2 separate regions of the Mus musculus genome follow, and region 1 is linked to region 2. Evidence: chromatin loops called from intact Hi-C (ENCODE). Cell type or tissue: left cerebral cortex. All regions are shown on one strand. Links, peaks and the distances in the headings refer to the core of each region. The heading gives the core; the rest is flanking DNA. Region 1 has its middle 95 kb from the start of Fam181b. Region 2 holds the start of Fam181b (family with sequence similarity 181, member B).

Evidence for each region. Peaks named below come from ENCODE experiments on the same cell type or tissue, not always from the same donor. Only the 100,000 strongest peaks of a DNase experiment are listed, where the experiment ranks them.
Region 1: it touches region 2 in a loop (4-fold over the local background); 6 of 42 quality-filtered maps call a loop at or near these places.

Annotation. Positions count from the first base shown.
Region 1 is chr7:92,980,033-92,989,009 of GRCm38, forward strand. It overlaps the pseudogene Gm31663. Among named protein-coding and RNA genes, the nearest start is that of Fam181b, 95 kb to the right of the region's middle. In left cerebral cortex, for the core only: no CTCF peak of the experiment used is centred there; DNase peaks (open chromatin) are centred at 4,871 and 5,109; H3K4me3 peaks cover 635 bases; H3K27ac peaks cover 1,146 bases.
Region 2 is chr7:93,076,362-93,085,338 of GRCm38, forward strand. Fam181b (family with sequence similarity 181, member B) reads left to right here and starts at 3,518. Exons shown (of 2, transcript NM_021427.2): 1 at 3,518-4,624; 2 at 4,626-5,361. The coding sequence starts at 3,660. The coding sequence ends at 4,914. In left cerebral cortex, for the core only: CTCF peaks have their summits at 219 and 3,535; DNase peaks (open chromatin) are centred at 3,524, 3,930 and 4,183; H3K4me3 peaks cover 3,723 bases; H3K27ac peaks cover 1,343 bases.

The DNA of each region.
Region 1 (8,977 bases), core at 518-8,517, 96 kb before region 2:
ATCCCAGGGTGCCCTGTTTTCACGTTCAAGTGCTAAGATCACTGGTGTGCAGCAGACATTTTACGTGTTTTCACATGGTTCTGGGATGGAACTCAGGGCTTCACACTGCATAGGCAACCACTCTTCCAACAGAACTATATCCCCAGCACTGTACACCTCTCTTTCTCCCTCTCTCTCTCTCTCTCTCTCTCTCTCTCTCTCTCTCTCTCTCTCTCTTCCTTCCATCTGTTCATCTGTTCATTCTTTTGTTCTTTCTTTTTCCTCCTTTTTATTGCTTTTGAGACAAGAATGGGATTACATAGCTCATTCTAGCCATAAACTCATGATTCTTCTTTGTTAGTCTCCTACGTGCTGGAATTACAGGTATGTGCAACTGTTACCAGTCACCGGGGGTTCTTTTGCTCATCTGGATGGTAGTCGTGGGTGGGATAAGAAGGCTGGTTTATGGAAGACTATATTTTCCTTCAGTGTCTGAGAGCAGCGAGTTATGCCAATAGCCAGGCAGAACAAGTAGCAACTGCTATTGTGACAGAACTTGGCTGGCTTTGGATTTTGGGACCCTTAGCTTCATGGGTCACAGTCCCCTTCAGACCTTGGGTACTGGGGCTCTTGAATTTTGGCAGCAGTTGTTGTAGACGCTCCCATCCTCCAGTCTAAGGCTACTGGCCTAGGAGACTCCACAGTTGTCTGAATGCTTGAGACGACCAGGTCCTGAAACTCTGGGGTAAAGCAGATGGAAGAGGGGAGGGCACAGGCCTATCAGTTGTCCCGTGTATTCTTCACTCTCTGGATCCCTGTGGCTTCTGTAGTTCAGGAGCTCTGACCTAGGGCCTCAACTTTCCTTAGCTATGCTGCCAGCTCACACCTCCTCTCTGCTGCGTTTGTCTGACAGTTAGCCTAGAGCTCCAAAGTCCTGTCAGGCCACTTCCTCCATTCTCCCTCTGTGTCAACAGATCTTGGAGGTCAGCAACTGTTTTAGTTCCTTCTTCTTTTTAGGGGTGTGTGTGTGTGTGTGTGTCTGTGTGTGTGTGTGTCTGTGTGTGTGTGTAAGTGGTGAAGAAAAACAGGCACTGTCATGTAGAATTGGTGACCACCAGGCAAGGAGGGGAGTTAAGTTTTCAGGATCAGAGACATGCAGGATTATCGGCAATTTTAAAAAGTGTCTCAGATACACCGCAGTGACAATTCTTTTATCACGTTAACTTTATTTCAGAAACAAGGTTATCCTTCAAACCTCATAAACCCATTGACATCCACTCTCAAAACAAGACTTGTGCTTACAAGTTGTAGGCTTGGGAAGGGCTACCTGGAGGGACATTTGTGTCCCTAGGCCAGCATTGTGTATTCTAGAGGACACAGAATGTATGGTGACAGACTACTGCCATGTACGCAAGCAGACAAAGAACTATGGCTTGACAATTCTCCTTGGGGCTTGTGAGAAATTTCCGCACCGCATCTCACTCAGCCATAGGCTGACTGTTTTTCTAAATGTACTGTAGGCCAAGTGGGCCCTGCCACTAGACAGAAGAACTCTTAAGGCTGAGTGAGCTCAGACACTGGGAAACTCAGAGACTTGAGATGGGCAGGAGGTGAGCTTCTCTACCTGTTTCTTTACTTGCTCTGTGACCCAAAACTGTGACACTCCACTGAGGGGACTGTGGGCTGTCAGTCATGTACAGCATCACCTGGGGCCCTTCCATGCAAATAGGACATCACTAACATCTCAAACTGAGCCAATAGGATACACCTACCCCCAAATCCCATCCCACTCCTCAGTGTGTATAAAGTGCCTGTCCACATGGAATTAAGCACAGAAATTATTTCATTGCAGATCATATGAGGGTGGCTCTTTACTGAGCTGTAATACTTGGGGGATGAGTTCTCTTTCCTGAAGCATTTGTCACTGGAACTTGGACCCATCTGGCTGGCCAGGCTCACACTGCTACCTCCTCTGCCTCTGCCACTACTGTCCCTGCCCTTGCTCAAGGGACCTTGGCTACCTGCCTGGAACACGCTGCCCAGACCTCTTCACTTCTCTTCTAAGAACAGTAACACGTTCAGCATTCCTGGCAGGACCAGATCCTCATGGAACCTATTCACCCTGGCTCTCCTTTGCCTTTGTGAAGGTGGCTTAAAGATTTAAAATAAAATTATAAACCACACCACTAAAAACAACAGAGTTAATGATAGAACCTCACACCACACCCCTTTCTATGCTAGGATTTTATTTTGTTTTATTTTGCCTGGCTTGAGCTTGTTGTACTAAAACTTAGGTGAGTTATAGCTTCTTCCTTTCCCTTCTGGCAGCTTCTGCTCATATCCAGCAGTTTTTCTGATTTGATTTGATCCAGAATTGATTTCCTGTGGTGTGTTTATGAAGACTGTAACTGAAGATTTTAGGAAAAGCAGTGTAAAATGTTCAGAGAACATCCACTGGTCTTGGGGTACCACTAACTGACTTTCGAATACAGGTAAGTTTTACCTAAAAGAATGATTTTACATTTTTAATTGAATTTCATTTGTTCAATACTTTCACTTAATTAAAAGTCTTTTATGAATATGGATATTCTGCCTGTATGCATACTTCTGTATCTTGTGTGTGCCTGATGTCCACAGAGGTAAGAAGAGGGTATCTGATCCTCTGGAACTGAAGTTATAGATTGTTGTGAGGTTCCATGTAGATACTGCGAATTGAACCTGTGTCCTCTGGAAGAATAGCCACTGCTCTTAATTGTTGAGCTATCTTTCCAGCTCTGCCCTCACTTTTGTAAGCACATATTCTATTAAGACATAATATCAATATTGAAAATAAGAGAAATCAAAATGCATGGACTGATGAGTTGCTTGATGTAATTATTATCCAGATCAATAGAGAACATTTCCAGGCTTTCAGAAATATACGTATATGGGTAATTTTTGCCTAGCATCTTTGTTCAGTGTTCTATGTTAGCTGTATCTGTTTGTTTTAATTGGTTGCTTATTCATTCACATTGTTCTATAGTGTTCTTATTTATTTCAAATTAAATAAATATTAAATATTTTAAATTAAAATGAGACATAATAAAGAATATTAATTTTGGTAAGTCCCACAATGAGGTTCCACTTGTCTGTCATGGAATTATCAAATGTCATTAAAGCATTTTGTTGAATGGTGCAAAAATTCTTGGTGAAGTGGCACAGAAAGTTGTATTTTCTGTAATGCAAAGTGAAAAAGAAGAGATCCGTGGAGGCTTCTGTTGACTAGCATTTTTCAGCTACCAGCAATGTCACTTTGTCTACAGGCAGTGGTCTACCATGGCTTACCAGAGTCTTTCACCTGTGTACTTCCCTAAACTCTGAGGATGTTCAACACCTGAATGACTGGATCCTAGAGACCTGGGTGAACCTGACCATGATGATCTACCCATACCTGACCATGATGATACCCATACCTGACCAACTTTTTAAAGCTTTTGCCTTCTTGGCCTATCAAGGTAACAGGACAATATCCTATCCTCATTTACAAACTACTTTTTGGCTTTTGCCAGAGGAAGATATACTGATGATGTAGGGGCTCCGTGGAGCTAGCGATTCTGGGCTGGCATCCTCTGACTATGTTACCTTGGATGTTTTAAATATCCTTTCTTAGCCATAGCTTCCACTTCTGAGAATTGAGGATGAAAAGCACCAATTATTGCATAAGACCAATGGTTGCTGTTAATAGAATAATTGCTGTATACTGAATCCTGGGGCTATACTTGATATATGTGGCTTATCCAATTTTGTGATATATGTATTATGCCTAATGTATGTAACACATAGAAGAAACTTGATAAATGACCATTTTATAACAGTGCTATCGTTATTCAGTGAGGTGCTAAACATCGTAAATGCTATATCTATGAAGGGTGATCTGTATGCTGAGCAGCAGGTTGGGAAAGGGTATTTTGTAGACGTTAATGGGAGGGCATGGCCCCAAGCTGCCACTTATTCCTTAGCATCCTGGATGACAACTACCTCCTTGAGTTGCCTCATTTTTGTCCCATATGCCTCAGACAGATATCAATAGTTGCAAATCCTTACCCTAAGATCCAAATTTATGGTCCTGAGAAATATAAAGACAATGATTTTAGGTTCTACAGATGCATGGCCCACCCTTTGTAAACTTAAGTTATCGTTATAATTTTAAAGATTCTTTTGCTGTCCACATAATTTATTGTATGTTTTCTTTTAACTATTCTCCTGTTAAGAATAAGAGTTTTTAAAAGCAAAGGACAGTTATGCTCTGAGGGTCTTTTTGACTCCACAGTTAGAATGAGCGCTGGAAATGAAAATATAATTGGTTACATGAGAGCCAAGTTCCAAAAGCTCTTTCAACTGTCCCACTGAACTACTAAAACGACACCTTGCTTAAAATGCTTTAATTAAAACAAAATAAGTCCACTTATTCTCAGTTATTTTCCTTTATGTATAAAGTGAACATCGTGCATGTAACAGGCTGGAAACTAACATGCACTGAATTAAGCTGGACGTTGATAATACGTAGTTATTATTATTATTATTTTGAGATAGAAAAAGCTCACTTTGTAGCTTAGGGTGGTCTAGAACTGACCACCCTATACAAAACCCACTTGTCTTGCCTTTGGCTTGCGAGCCGCCCATTGCCAGTTTCTTCTCTTCCCACAGTTAGCTAAACATTTAATTTTCACCGATCGTTTCTTACTGCGCCTCGCTCCTGAGCTCGGCTTCAGCCCTCTCTGCTCATTCTTTTTCTCCTTTCTTGACCCTATCTGTCCTCACAGCCCACTAATCCCTGGAACACTACCCAGCTGGGGACTGCTCTTTCACTTGGATGGTTCCATTTAGCCAGAACTCCTCCTCCCTCTGATGCACTTCCTCCTCTGTAAAGGGCTGACAATCAGCAGACCTTTTCTGAGTCTGTAACTCAGGCTTAGGGCAGTGAGATAACAGTTGGGTTGTGAGAGAAAGGGTTATTTCCAATTCCAGTCTGTACTATGTACATCTCTAGAGTATCCTCGGGCAGTGACTAAATGCCGTTTTCCACGTCAATTCAGCTATCGTTCTCTCTAATTTGTCTTTCACATTGTCTCTATTTGCTTTTGTTTACTGTTAACAGAAGCTGCAACAGTCATGCAGAAATAATCATGGACTTGGCCGGCAGAACACAGGGAGGAAGAGAAAAGAGAAATAGAAAACCTCTGTCATTTGACAGTTCAGGCCACATTAAAAATCACAGCACTTCTTTTTAGCTTAGAAAGCGCTTTTAAAGAAGGCTGCAGTTCCTTAAATTTTGTAGTCTTTCTTTTAGCTGATAGCAAGTTAAATACTTTCATGTTTCTAGCTTAGTCTTCTGGGCATGCAAATACACACGGTGAAATAGTAAGACATAAAAGGGAAAATCTCTTCCGTTTGTCTTGGCGTTTGATAATGTATGCACCCTCTCTGGGTGGTTTAAGCGGTTTAGATGCATTCTATGAAAAGAGAGCTTTTACTGACAAAACTAATGTGATTATCGGAAGCAGTGTGAGAGGGATGCTGGAGCCCTAGAGAAAGAGAATCTGGTCTAAAAGCTCAATGTATCAGTTTAATCCTTCTTCTAATGGGGGCGGGGGCGGGGGGATGGAGGGAAGGTACTCTGCAGAGAAGATTGGCCTTTTTATTTTTTAAGAATATCTTCTTCCTTTTAAAGAATTGTGTCTTTTCCTTAAGTCCCTTTTCTTTTATTCAAACTCTTATCCTCCTAGGCACAGGCACCTAAGGCTTTCAAGCAAACCATTATCCTTACTTTCTTGCCAATACGTTGGCAGAAAGGGCAGGACACAATGGGGTGCACATCTGATCAGTCTAACATTGCTTGGATGTTCTACTTTCTAAACCTCTTTTATTTGGCAACGAAGTAGCTTTTGTAGCCCAGGCTAGCCTGGAACTTGTAATTCTCTGGTTTATCCTCCTCAGAGCTGAGGCTTGTCCCAATCCACCTGGCTTCTACACTATTTTTGTACTTTTTACAAAATTTAATGTGCATTGGTCTTTATCCTACGTGTGTATTTGTGTGAGGGTGTTGGATCCACTGGAAGTTGAGTTACAGACATTTGTGAGTTGTCCTGTGGATACTGGGAATTGAATCTGGGTCCTTTGGAAGAGCAGTCAATGTTCTTAACTGCTGACTCATTTCTCCAACCCCTATTTCTGTACTTTTTAAAAATTAGATATTTTCTTTATTGACATTCCAAATGTTATCCCAAAAGTCCCCTATACCTTCCCCCCACCCTGCTTCCCAACCCATCCACTCCCGCTTTCTGGCCCTGGCATTCCCCTGTACTGGGGCATATAATCTTCTCAAGACCAAGGCCTCTCCTACCAAGGTTGGCCGACTACGCCATCTTCTGCTACATATGCAGCTAGAGACATGAGCTCTAGGGGTACTGGATGGTTCATATTGTTGTTCCTCCTATAGGGTTGCAGACCCCTCCAGCTCCTTGGGTACTTTCTCTAGCTCCTCCATTGGGAGCCCTGTGTTCCATCCAATTGATGACTGTGAACATCCACTTCTGTATTTGCCAGGCACTGGCATAGCCCCACAAGAGACAGCTATATCAGGGTTCCGTCAGCAAAATCTTACTGGCATATGCAATAGTGTCTGGGTTTGGTGGCTGTTTATGGAATGGATCCCCTGGTGGGGCAATCTCTGGATGGTCCGTCCTTCTGTGTCAGCTCCAAACGTTGTCTCTATAACTCCTTCCATGAGTATTTTGTTCCCCATTCTAAGGAGGAATGAAGTATCTATGCTTTGGTCTTCCTTCTTCTTGAATTTCATTTGTTTTACAAATTGTATCTTGGGCATTCTAAATTTCTGAGCTAGTATCTACTTGTCAGTGAGTGCATATCATGTGAGTTCTTTTGTGATTGGGTTATCTCACTCAGGATAATATCCTCCAGATCCATCCATTTGCCTAAGAATTTTATAAATTCATTGTTTTAAATAGCTGAGTAGTACTCCATTGTGTAAATGTACCACATTTTCTGTATCCATCCCTCTGTTGAGGGACATCTGGGTTCTTTCCAGCTTCTGGTTATTATAAATAAGGCTGTTATGAACATAGTGGAGCATGTGCTCTTATTATCAGTTGGAGCATCTTTTGGGTATATGCCCAGGAGAGGTATTGCTGGATCCCATTTTTCTAATGGGTTTTTTTGATTTTCTGGAGTCCATCTTCTTGAGTTCTTTGTCTATATTGGATATTAGTCCCCTATCAGATTTAGGATTGGTAAAGATCCTTTCCCAATCTGTTGGTGGACTTTTTGTCTTATTGATAGTGTCTTTTGTCTTTAGATGCTTTGCAATTTTATGAGGTCCTATTTGTCGATTCTTGATCTTACAGCACAAGCCATTGCTGTTCTGTTCAGAAATTTTTCCCCTGTGGCCATATCTTTGAGGCTTTTCCCCACTTTCTCCTCTATAAGATTTAGTGTCTGTGGTTTTATGTGGAGTTCTTTGATCCACTTAGACTTGAGCTTTGTACAAGGAGATAAGAATGGATCAATTAGAATTCTTCTACATGACAACTGCCAGTTGAGCCAGCACCACTTGTTGTCACACAAAATGCTGTCTGTTTTCCACTGGATCGTTTTAACTCCTTTGTCAAAGATCAAGTGACCATAGGTGTGTGGGTTCATTTCTGAGTCTTCAATTCTATTCCATTGATGTATCTGTCTGTCATTGTACCAGTACCATGCAGGTTTTATCACAATTGCTCTGTAGTACAGCTTGAGGTCAGGCATGGTGATTCCACCAGAGGTTCTTTTATCCTTGAGAAGAGTTTTTGTTTTCCTAGGTTTTTTGTTATTCCAGATTTGCAACTTGCCCTTTCTAACTCGGTGAAGAATTGAGTTGGAATTTTGATGGGGATTGCATTGAATCTGTAGATTGCTTTCTGCAAGATAGCCATTTTTACTATATTGATCCTACCAATCCATGAGCATGGAGATCTTTCCATTTCTGAGATCTTCTTTGATTTCTTTCTTCATAGACTTGAAACTCTTATCTTATAGGTCTTTCACTTCCTTAGTCAGAGTCACAGAAAGGTATTTTATATTATTTGTGACTATTGTGAAGAGTGTTGTTTCCCTAATTTCTTTCTCAGCCCGTTTATCCTTTGTGTAGAGAAAGGCCACTGATTTGTTTGAGTTAATTTTATATCCAACTACTTCACTGAAGCTGTTTATCAGGTTTAGGAGTTCTCTGGTGGAATTTTTAGGGTCACTTATATATACTATCATATCATCTGCAAAAAGTGATATTTTGACTTCTTCCTTTCCAATTTGTATCCCCTTGATCTCCTTTTGTTGTCGAATTGCTCTGGCTAGGACTTCAAGTACTATATTGAATAGGTAGGGAGAAAGTGAGCAGCCTTGTCTAGTCCCTGATTTTAGTGGGATTGCTTCGAGTTTCTCTCCATTTAGTTTGATGTTGGCGACTGGTTTGCTATATATTGCTTTCATTATGTTTACGTATGTGCCTTGAATTCCTGATCTTTCCAAGACTTTTATCATGAATGGGTGTTGGATTTTGTCAAATGCTTTCTCTGCATCTAACGAGATGATCATGTGGTTTTTGTCTTTGAGTTTGTTTATATACTGGATTATGTTGATGGATTTCCATATATTAAACCATCCCTGTATCCCTGGGATGAAGCCTACTTCATCATGATGGATGATTGTTTTGATATGTTCTTGGATTTGGTTTGTGAGAATTTTATTGAGTATTTTTGCCTTGATATTCATAGGGAAATTGGTCTAAAATTCTCTTTCGGTGTTGGGTTTTTATTTGGTTTAGGTATCAGAGTAATTGGGTAGAGTACCTTTTGATTCTATTTTGTGGAATAGTTTGAGGGAATTAGGTCTTCTTTGAAGGTCTGATAGAACTCTGCACTAAACCCACCTGGTCCTGTGCTTTTTTTGGTTGGGAGACCATTAA
Region 2 (8,977 bases), core at 218-8,217:
CTGAGGGCTAAGATTGTCCTGCAGGGAATATGATTAAAGTTAAAAAGAAAGAAAACAAAGTAAGTAAGTCAGCTTTTGATCCTGCTGCTATATTTACCCACAAAAAGGAGGCAGCTCTCAGGTGGGCTTTTGTTCGAATAATGTCCTGAAATCCTTGTGTAAAAGAACAATATGAAATCTCAATTCTCCCAAACGGTTTGGGGTGAGTTCAGCTCTTGAGCCCCTAGGGGGCTTGGTTCCCAAGGAGACTAATCCCACTCGCTCAGCATTAGGCATCACCAGGAGGAAAGAGCTCTAGTTTGGAGATCTGCAGAGCCCCTGGTTGCAGGCGGGAGCTGAGTCCCTTTGCTCTATAGGAAGTGAAATGTATTGATGTCAAAGCCACTCAAGAGAATGTTCTCACTCAGGGGTAGGAGGAGGGGCTGAAGAGCCTGGCAGGAGTGAGCCAGTGGCTCAACTAAAACCAATTTTATCCCACATACGATTCTTCCAAAAAAGGGGGCAGATGAAGCAGTGAGGCCACGATTCAGACTGGGTGCAGATAGCTGGGTAGGTGAACTCCTAAAAATGCCCTCTAGTTTCAGAAGTAAAATAATTCCAAGGAAAAGTTACTACTTATTTTCCACAAACATCACATCTTTCACTTACACATGCCTTTGTCTGGGCTGTTCTCTCAGAGAGATAGTACAAATTTGCTTGAAATATTCAGGTACATCATTTAAATCTTTGCTCCAATTCTACCTTGTCTTTAAATGCCTTGTCTTCTTTGGGCAGCCTTAATGGTCCCTTTTTGACTTTAAAAAATTTTTTTATTATTTTTTATTCACTTTACATCCAGATGACAGGCCCCTCCCTCCTTCCTTCCTAGTCCTACCCTTACAAATCTCTCCTCCCATTGCTCCCACCCCTTCTACTGAGAGAAGGGGAGACTCCCTTCTTGAGTACCATCCCACCCTGGAGCTCCTTGCCCAGCAGGACTAGACACATCTTCTCCCACTGAAGCCCCTCCAGCCAGTCCAAGTAGAGGGGAAGGGGATCCAGTGGCAGGGAAGAGACCAAGACAACCCCCACCTCCATTCCACTTTGACACATCTGTAGCACAGTGTGCAGCTTGATGATCCCCCCATCTCTGGCACCTTTAGTTTACTAAGGTCATATATTATAGTGACTTGTGTGTAATGTCTGCCTTTCGATTAGCAAAAGTATAATCCATAGTTTTTCATCTCTGCATCCCTGGTATATGCACATCCATTTTCCTGCCTAATGAATAAATGACTGGATGGGCATATATAGGCATATAAGGGTCAGTTTTATGAATCATGAGAAAGAAATATTTTTTTATACATATAGCTATCATGTTATATTTATTTTATAGGTCAGAGTCCACAGAAGAAGTTTTGTATTGTCCGATAATAAAGGCAAAATTGGACTCCAGTTTTCTCTGGCTATAATTTCAGCACTTTTACACTGTTCTTTCAAAGTTTGTCTAACCCATAAGCACAGCTGCTTTCTTGTAATTGAAAATAGGCACTTGGCTGGGGACAAAGGACAAATGATGCTGATATTGTAGTTTGCTATGTTGTAATAGAATGGGTTGGGCACAAGTCAAGAACAAGGAGTTCATTGGGCCACTATTTTATATCAGACAAGGTGAGATAGCCTTTGCTGTAGTAGGAGAAAAATAATTCTTGCCAGTAGCATTTGCCTACTGTGCAATATAAATAACCTTTTCAAAATCCACGAGAATAGTTATAACTATTCTCATTTCTCAGATTAGGAATGGACATGATACAGAAAATGAACTGACTGGCCCAAGGACTCTTCCAACTTCCAAAGCAAATATTAATCAGGAAATTAACTTTGATGTGTTAGAAGCCCAACTATCTAGAAGTGAAAAGGGATTTTTATAGATTAATATTTATAGTTTATTTATTTTAAATATGATTGTTAGAATTTCAAGTGTAGAAATCTTGCACAGTTGCCCTCTGGCCATTTCTCATTAAACTCTTGGCATCTCTACTGGACTCTGTGTGACTAAATGATACTGGACATCTTTGAATCTGAATGAAAGGTACATGACAATTGAGCCAATGTGAGTTAAAACAATTTTGACTCAGCTTTATGTGTTTAAGTACCTATTCCCATCACTTAAATAAAACCTGTCTTCTTTGGTAGGAATGCATGCTCCAATGTGGTTCTGTTATAGCTGCAGGAAAATGGGTCTTGAAGAGAAGACTGTTAGAAGACATGGTCGGTACCTCTTCAGTGACCTGCACCATGATAACTAAGAGAACTTTGTTGTGTGCACGAGGCTTTTCTATTGTGGCGTCAGTTAATCCTCATGAATACTGTGATGGAGAAGACATATCAAGGAGTGCAGCCATCTCCACGGGTCTCTTCTTTCATAGCAAATGCTCTATGTGCCCAGTGAGGTGGGCAGCCTCACTTGTGTTGTGATGTAAAAAAGCTAACCAAAGCAGAGCATGGTGAGATGGTCTATCCAAAGCCATGTACCCAACAGAGCAAGGATTTCAGTCCCAGGCTGTTTACTGGATAGGCTTAAACTAAACCAAGACCAAGTCTTTTCTCAGTGACCTTTCACGATGGACCGCGTTGTTCATTTTCTCCACCCCAAGAAGAATGAATGTCTGGTTGAAAGTGTCCTAGGAAACGTGCAGGTGATCACTCGACTACAGCAGCACTGCGTGGGGGGCAATCTACGTGGCTTCAGAAGTAGAAAACCTAAGAGGCCAGAGCTGTCTATACACCCGGGACTCTCTCCCATCAAGAAGTGGCTCAGGGAGACTGACTTTTTTCTTATTTGACCTTTGGGCCAAGGGCTGGCTTTGACTTAACTTTAAGCTAGTAGTAACTTCTACCAATCCAGCAGTAGAAGCAAGAACATCAGACTTGAGGGTCCTGGGAAAACTGATCAGAATCTTAGGATCAGAAGTAGAGTTTGAAGATTCAAAGAGACAGGGCCAAGAGAATACAGATTAATCAGTTTGGGAATGGCTTTCTTTTCTGACTGTACTAGATGTGGCTATGGCCAATTCTCCGAACTTCTCAGAAGTCTAGTTTCTTTTGCTGAATGGTAACAAAACATGTAGTTCATGAGGCTGTTGGACAGGATTAAATGGCATAAAGTCATTAAATGGGCAATGACCAGTACAGAGCGATTCCAGGAGCTGGTAGATGGTGGACCTCACTGCTTCCAAAACTGGAATCGAAACCCAGATTTGTGAACTCGCTTAGGGACAGTGTCCAGGGCCAGGGTGTGGTTTTACAGAAGCCTAGCTGGGGTTGGAACACAGGCTTTCTCCTCACCCCTGGCGATTGAGGCCAGTCAAAACAAATGCCCCGGGGCACAGGGAAAGGAAAGGGTTAAGGTCTGAGAAAGCTCGGAAAACAAGAAAAGCCCAAGTTTCCCGCCCCCTTTATACCCACTACCAAAGCCTGGCTACGTAAGCCCCTCCTCTCCGCTACCGGGGCGGTCGCCCTGCACTCCCTCCCTCCGCCTCTGGCTTACAAGATCTAATGAGCTCCCCCGGGAGGCTGAGCCGTGAGCCTGGGTCGGAGCGAGCAGACAGCGCCTCGCCTGGGCTGGAGCGGGCCGGGTGCGCACGGGCCGCGCTGCGGACGGCCGGGGAGCCGCAGCGATGGCGGTGCAGGCTGCGCTGCTCAGCTCGCACCCCTTCATACCCTTCGGTTTCGGAGGCTCCGCGGACGGGCTGGTGAGCGCCTTCGGAAGTCTGGACAAAGGCTGCTGTTTCGAAGACGATGAGAGCGGGGCGACCGCGGGAGCGCTGCTATCGGGGTCCGAGGGCGGGGACGTGCGCGAGGCCACCCGCGACCTGCTCAGCTTCATAGACTCGGCGTCCAGCAACATCAAGCTGGCGCTGGACAAGCCAGGCAAGTCTAAGCGGAAAGTGAACCACCGCAAGTACTTGCAGAAGCAGATTAAGCGCTGCAGTGGCCTCATGGGGACTGCACCTCCGAGACCCGCGTCCCCGAGCGCTGCAGATGCTCCAGCCAAACGGCCTCCGGGAGCCCCGACCGTCGCGACCCCAGCGCACTGTAAGGCCGCCCCGCGGAGGGAGGCGACCCAGGCTGCAGCTGCCGCCAGCCTGCAGAGCCGGAGCCTGGCTGCTCTTTTCGACTCTCTGCGCCACATCCCCGGGGGTGCAGAGACGGCTGGCGGTGCGGAGGCGGTGTCAGTCCCGGGCCTCGGAGCAGCAAGCGCTGTGGGAGACGGGGCGGGCACCGCGGTGAGCTCAGTGGCTCCCGGCACCAGGAAGGTCCCGCTGCGTGCCCGAAACCTGCCCCCGTCCTTCTTCACTGAACCATCCCGGGTGGGCTGCGGCGGCGCCAGCGGCGTCCCATCGGGCCAGGGCGTGAGTCTGGGTGACCTGGAGAAAGGGGCGGAGGCCGTTGAGTTCTTTGAGTTGCTGGCGCCAGACTTCGGCAGTGGCAACGATTCGGGTGTCTTGATGGCCGCGGACCCTCTCGATCCGTTCCCCGCCGGAGCCACGGTCCTACGGGGACCCCTGGAGCTGGAGTCAGGCCCCTTTGAGCAGCCGGCGATGGTGGGGAACCTACTATACCCCGAGCCCTGGAACACCCCCGAGCTGTCCTCAGACCAAGAAGCCTCCTGTGGCTGGCGTTCGCGGCGGCGTGACCTTGAACGAGCCTGTGCGCCTCCTGTACCCCACAGCCTTGGACTCTCCAGGTGGGGAGGACGCGCCAGCCTTGTCTTCTTTCACCCCCTTCTTCCCAGATTGTGCGTTGCCGCCGCCCCATCAGGTGTCCTATGATTACAGCGCGGGCTACAGCCGCGCGGTTTACCCCAGCCTCTGGAGACCAGATGGGGTCTGGGAAGGGGCTTCTGGGGAGGAAGGAGGGCATCCAGACTGACTGCGAGGAACTCGTTCCTTTCATTATGACTACTGTGGGCTGCGTGCCACTTTGGGTTTCTTCTGAGAGGAGAGAACGATGGGAGAACGCAAGTAAAGACGAAATGGGATTAAAACAAACAAACAAACAAACAAACAAACAAACAAACCCTCAATCCATTTAATAAAGGATCTTCAGGAAAACAGACGAAGTGAGGATTGTTTTAATCACAGCCTCAGATTTTCTTTTCTTTTCTAAGTGAGTCATAGATTCCTACTTGGACAGACCAATTAAAAAACCCAGAGACAGGATTTGGGTGGGATGATCAAGGGTCAAGAGTAAGACAGCTTTTACTGTCTCATCTCAGTTCAGCCAAGGTCAGTGTGTTTAATGTCATTATCCCCTTCAAACAGCTCCCTGGTGTCCTCCCCTGACTACATTATGAATTAAAGCCTATATTGAAAGAAATGGAACAGAGGTATGTGGTCATTGAGTTGAGTGTTTTCTTAGTGTTTTCCCAATTTCTCAACTTTGCTAGGTGGACGCTGCGGGCGGGGCTTGGGTGCTGGCAAGGTCATGTCCCAGGCCTCCCTTCTTTCCCCCTTTGCCTTCCTTGGTTTTTGTTTTTGGCGCGCGGGGGTGGGGGTTGGGGGGATGGGGTGGGGTGGGGAAGCTGAAGGTGCCATTACAGTTATTTTTCCACGATGGAGGATATTAAGCCCAAGACTTTAAACACACTAAAACCAGTTCTGAGTGTGACTCTGTTCTTCTCTTCTTAAGATTTCCCTTCCCCTACCAATCTCTGCCTTTCCCATCTCTTTCTGCTGTTACCCTTGAATAGCTTACTCCATGGCTCTAGCCTCTCATCTCTGCTCTCTGCCTTCTTCCAAATCTCTGAGTTAGGAGGAAAACCTGGCAAGTCTAGAGTCCCATTTCTGTCTTCCCCCTTTCCTCTTTCCCAGCCATTTTTTGAGAGAGAGTTAGAAGACAGATGATAACCTCTTGATTTTAAGTTTTCTTATTATAACAGGATGACAGCGTTTCTCCACTTCTCACTGTTGTAGCTGTTTGGGAGACTCAGAAGTAAAATACACAAAATGTCTTGAAACTGTTGCACTGCTTGGACCTGCAGGTGTATTATGTCTCTTTATAAGCAGATAAATGGTTTTGGAGTGAAAACTGTAGAACATGTTATTCTCATTTTGTTTGTTTGTTTCTTTTTTGTTTGGGGCGTTATGATAGCTGTACAACTTTATCATCTTCTTTCAGCCACACCCCTGTATCCCAAACTCTTACTCCCCAGCCCCTACATCCCTGATCTTCCTCACTCCTGTACCTCACTGTGATAGGGATCTGTGGAGGGTATAATGTCTCCAATGGAGATTTTCCATTCTTTTCATAACCTGGATGGAAGTCTTGGAGGATGAAAGTCAGAGAAAAAGTTTAACCAGTAGTGAATGTGGCTGAGAAGATTCACAGCACCATCAGGATGATTGAGGGTCAGAGTTGAGAAAAGTCCTGGTGGGAAGTGAGCAGCTGGAGCCAAGAAAGGAGGCTGTTGGGTACCCACAGGTGCAAAAGCTCTTCGAGGCCAAAACTCAGAAAAGGAGTTGGGAATGTCTGTAGACTTGATTGCTGCTTCTCTGTAAGGCAGCCAAAACAGACTGTCTGAATATTTACGAGGAGAAAGAAAAAAAAATTAGTGTGGCTGCAAGGGATGAAAAAGGCAGGGCCATAGTCTGTGAAAATCAAAACTGCTGTAGATTTTGGGAAAGAATTTAAAAAGAAAAGAAAAGAAACTCGTGTGCAGCAATGGCAGGCATAGCTTCAAATGCTATTATTATAAGATCACTTTCTTTCGAGTGAAGCTGGAGTAGCAACTATGAAAAGAATTTTTCAACTTTAGAAACCTGGCAGCCAGTTGAATTTCTTCACAGTAGTAAAAGGTGATTAATTTCATTGTGCTAATGGCACCTTACCCAACAGCCACTTAATTTATGTTGGTTTATTGTGACAATAATCTAGGGTAGAATTTCACAGTCAGACATTAACACTGTGACTGCCCATAGGGTTTACTGTCAATGTGGTGTTTCTTAATTTTCTCCTTCCTTCTTACCCAGTTTAGTAAAAAGATGTCTTTGGCCAGTGCCTTGTTTGTTATGTCTTCTGTTCATGAGAAGAATACCAACACATGTTTCTATGTGCCAGGCGCTGAGCAAAGCATCCGTTTACTGATCTTCCTGGGGGTGGGGGCAGTTGCCAGTTGCTCCTTTGAAAGCTGAGGTTCAGGCAGGCAAAACAACCCCAACTTACTGAAAGCAAGTGTGGAGTCCAAATCTAACGGTACTGGGACATCAAGACCTGCCTGTCATTTGTGAGATTTGGCTAACATTTGCATTCATGGGTTCCCAGCCTTTACACAATGCCAGGAGCAGAGGTTCCTGCCTCTGAGTGCTGTTGAAATTTTGGGTACCACAGCTCTTTACTTTGTAGACTGTCCTGGGCATGGTTGAAGGTTCAGCAGCATGCCTGGACTTGTCTATTAGATGCCAATGGTACTCTGCTGGTTGTGATAATAAAGTCTATTGTAATTGTCACATGTGCTCTAAGAGATGAAATTACCACTAGCTGAAAATTACGTTAGACAAATACAAACTCAGTGCCTGTGGGGTGTCCAGCATTTTCACTTGAACTTTATTTATTTATTGTCTTATAGTACATATATCATATTTAATTTTGATAGAGGTCTGAATTTAGGTGTTGTTATTTTTCCTTATTATTATTGTTAAATAATGAAAAAAATACCCAGTTAGCTTAGCTATACCGTATTATTGTTTATTTACCATCCATGGTCCAGTTACTGTATTGAATTGTGGTTTTCCCATTGGGAAACTGGAGAACAATCTGTCATAGAGGATTATTGTAAGAATTTGTCATGTTTATAATAGCCCACCAACCAGAAGGGAACAGTATTTGGTAGTCTACGCTTCAAATTATGTTAAACCATCTTGTTATGCAGGCTTCTGTGTACTGGATGGTGGCATAGCATACCCACCCCCCATTTCCCCATTTCTTACTCCTCTTTTTCCCGTGTTCCCCTCCGATCTGAGTTTATCTGCATCTGACTATGTCATTCACTGTAGTACAGTAAGTGATACTCATAGTATTCCTGCCAGAATTGGACATGGTCCTTTTTGTCATTTCAAGTATCCATTTCATCTCTTTCATAGCCACAGAAATATTCATAAAGAATTATTTTAAAGTGCAATAATAACTATTTCTTAAGACCAAGAGTACAATGTAGTTGTAAATATATGGCTGGACAAGCTTGGGATACTATGTGCAGATATTCTTTATTGTCTCTTCGATTGGTCATTCATCATTCTAGGAATGAGTTTCAAGTGCATTCCAGCGATTTCACAATGTCCCAACTCTTGTCCATCTTCATTCAAGCTGCCACATACCCATCATCACACTATTGGGTCCCGAGAAGATAGATACCCTTTGTTCTATTTCCCCCTTCCATGACGTTTTCAGTTTCTCTCTGCAATTATTCAGACTTCATCCTACCCTTGTGGTCCAGGATCTTGCCTGCCCCTGCTCCAGGAGAAAACTGTTCCATTTATTATTTGTATTATTTATTATTTGTATTATTTGTATCACTAGCCGTACTATTACCTCATTTCCCCTCTCACATTCTGGAAATAAGTCTTTAGCATAAGTTAGAAAATTACATGGAGCGGGGATAGTTGAGTGAAAATCTCAACTTTCAACCATTTCCCTCTAAGTGCCAATCTATCATCTTCTCTTCAGTCAAGTTTCTTGGGGAAGAGCCTACACCATTTGCCACTACCTCACTGGTGATTTCAACGGTTACTATTTTGAATCTAGAGTGATCAACATTCTGGTTTTCTGGAGATGCGCAGGTTTAAGAGTGCAAGTTGCGCATACCAGAGAAATCCCTAAATCCAGAGGATACTCTGCCCATCACTCCCCAAGAACTGCTCCCACTGAAGCTTATCCAGAATCCAGTTTTCCTGCCTTCTGTTCTACGTCTGAGTAGAAGCACTCCATTTTCCTAACC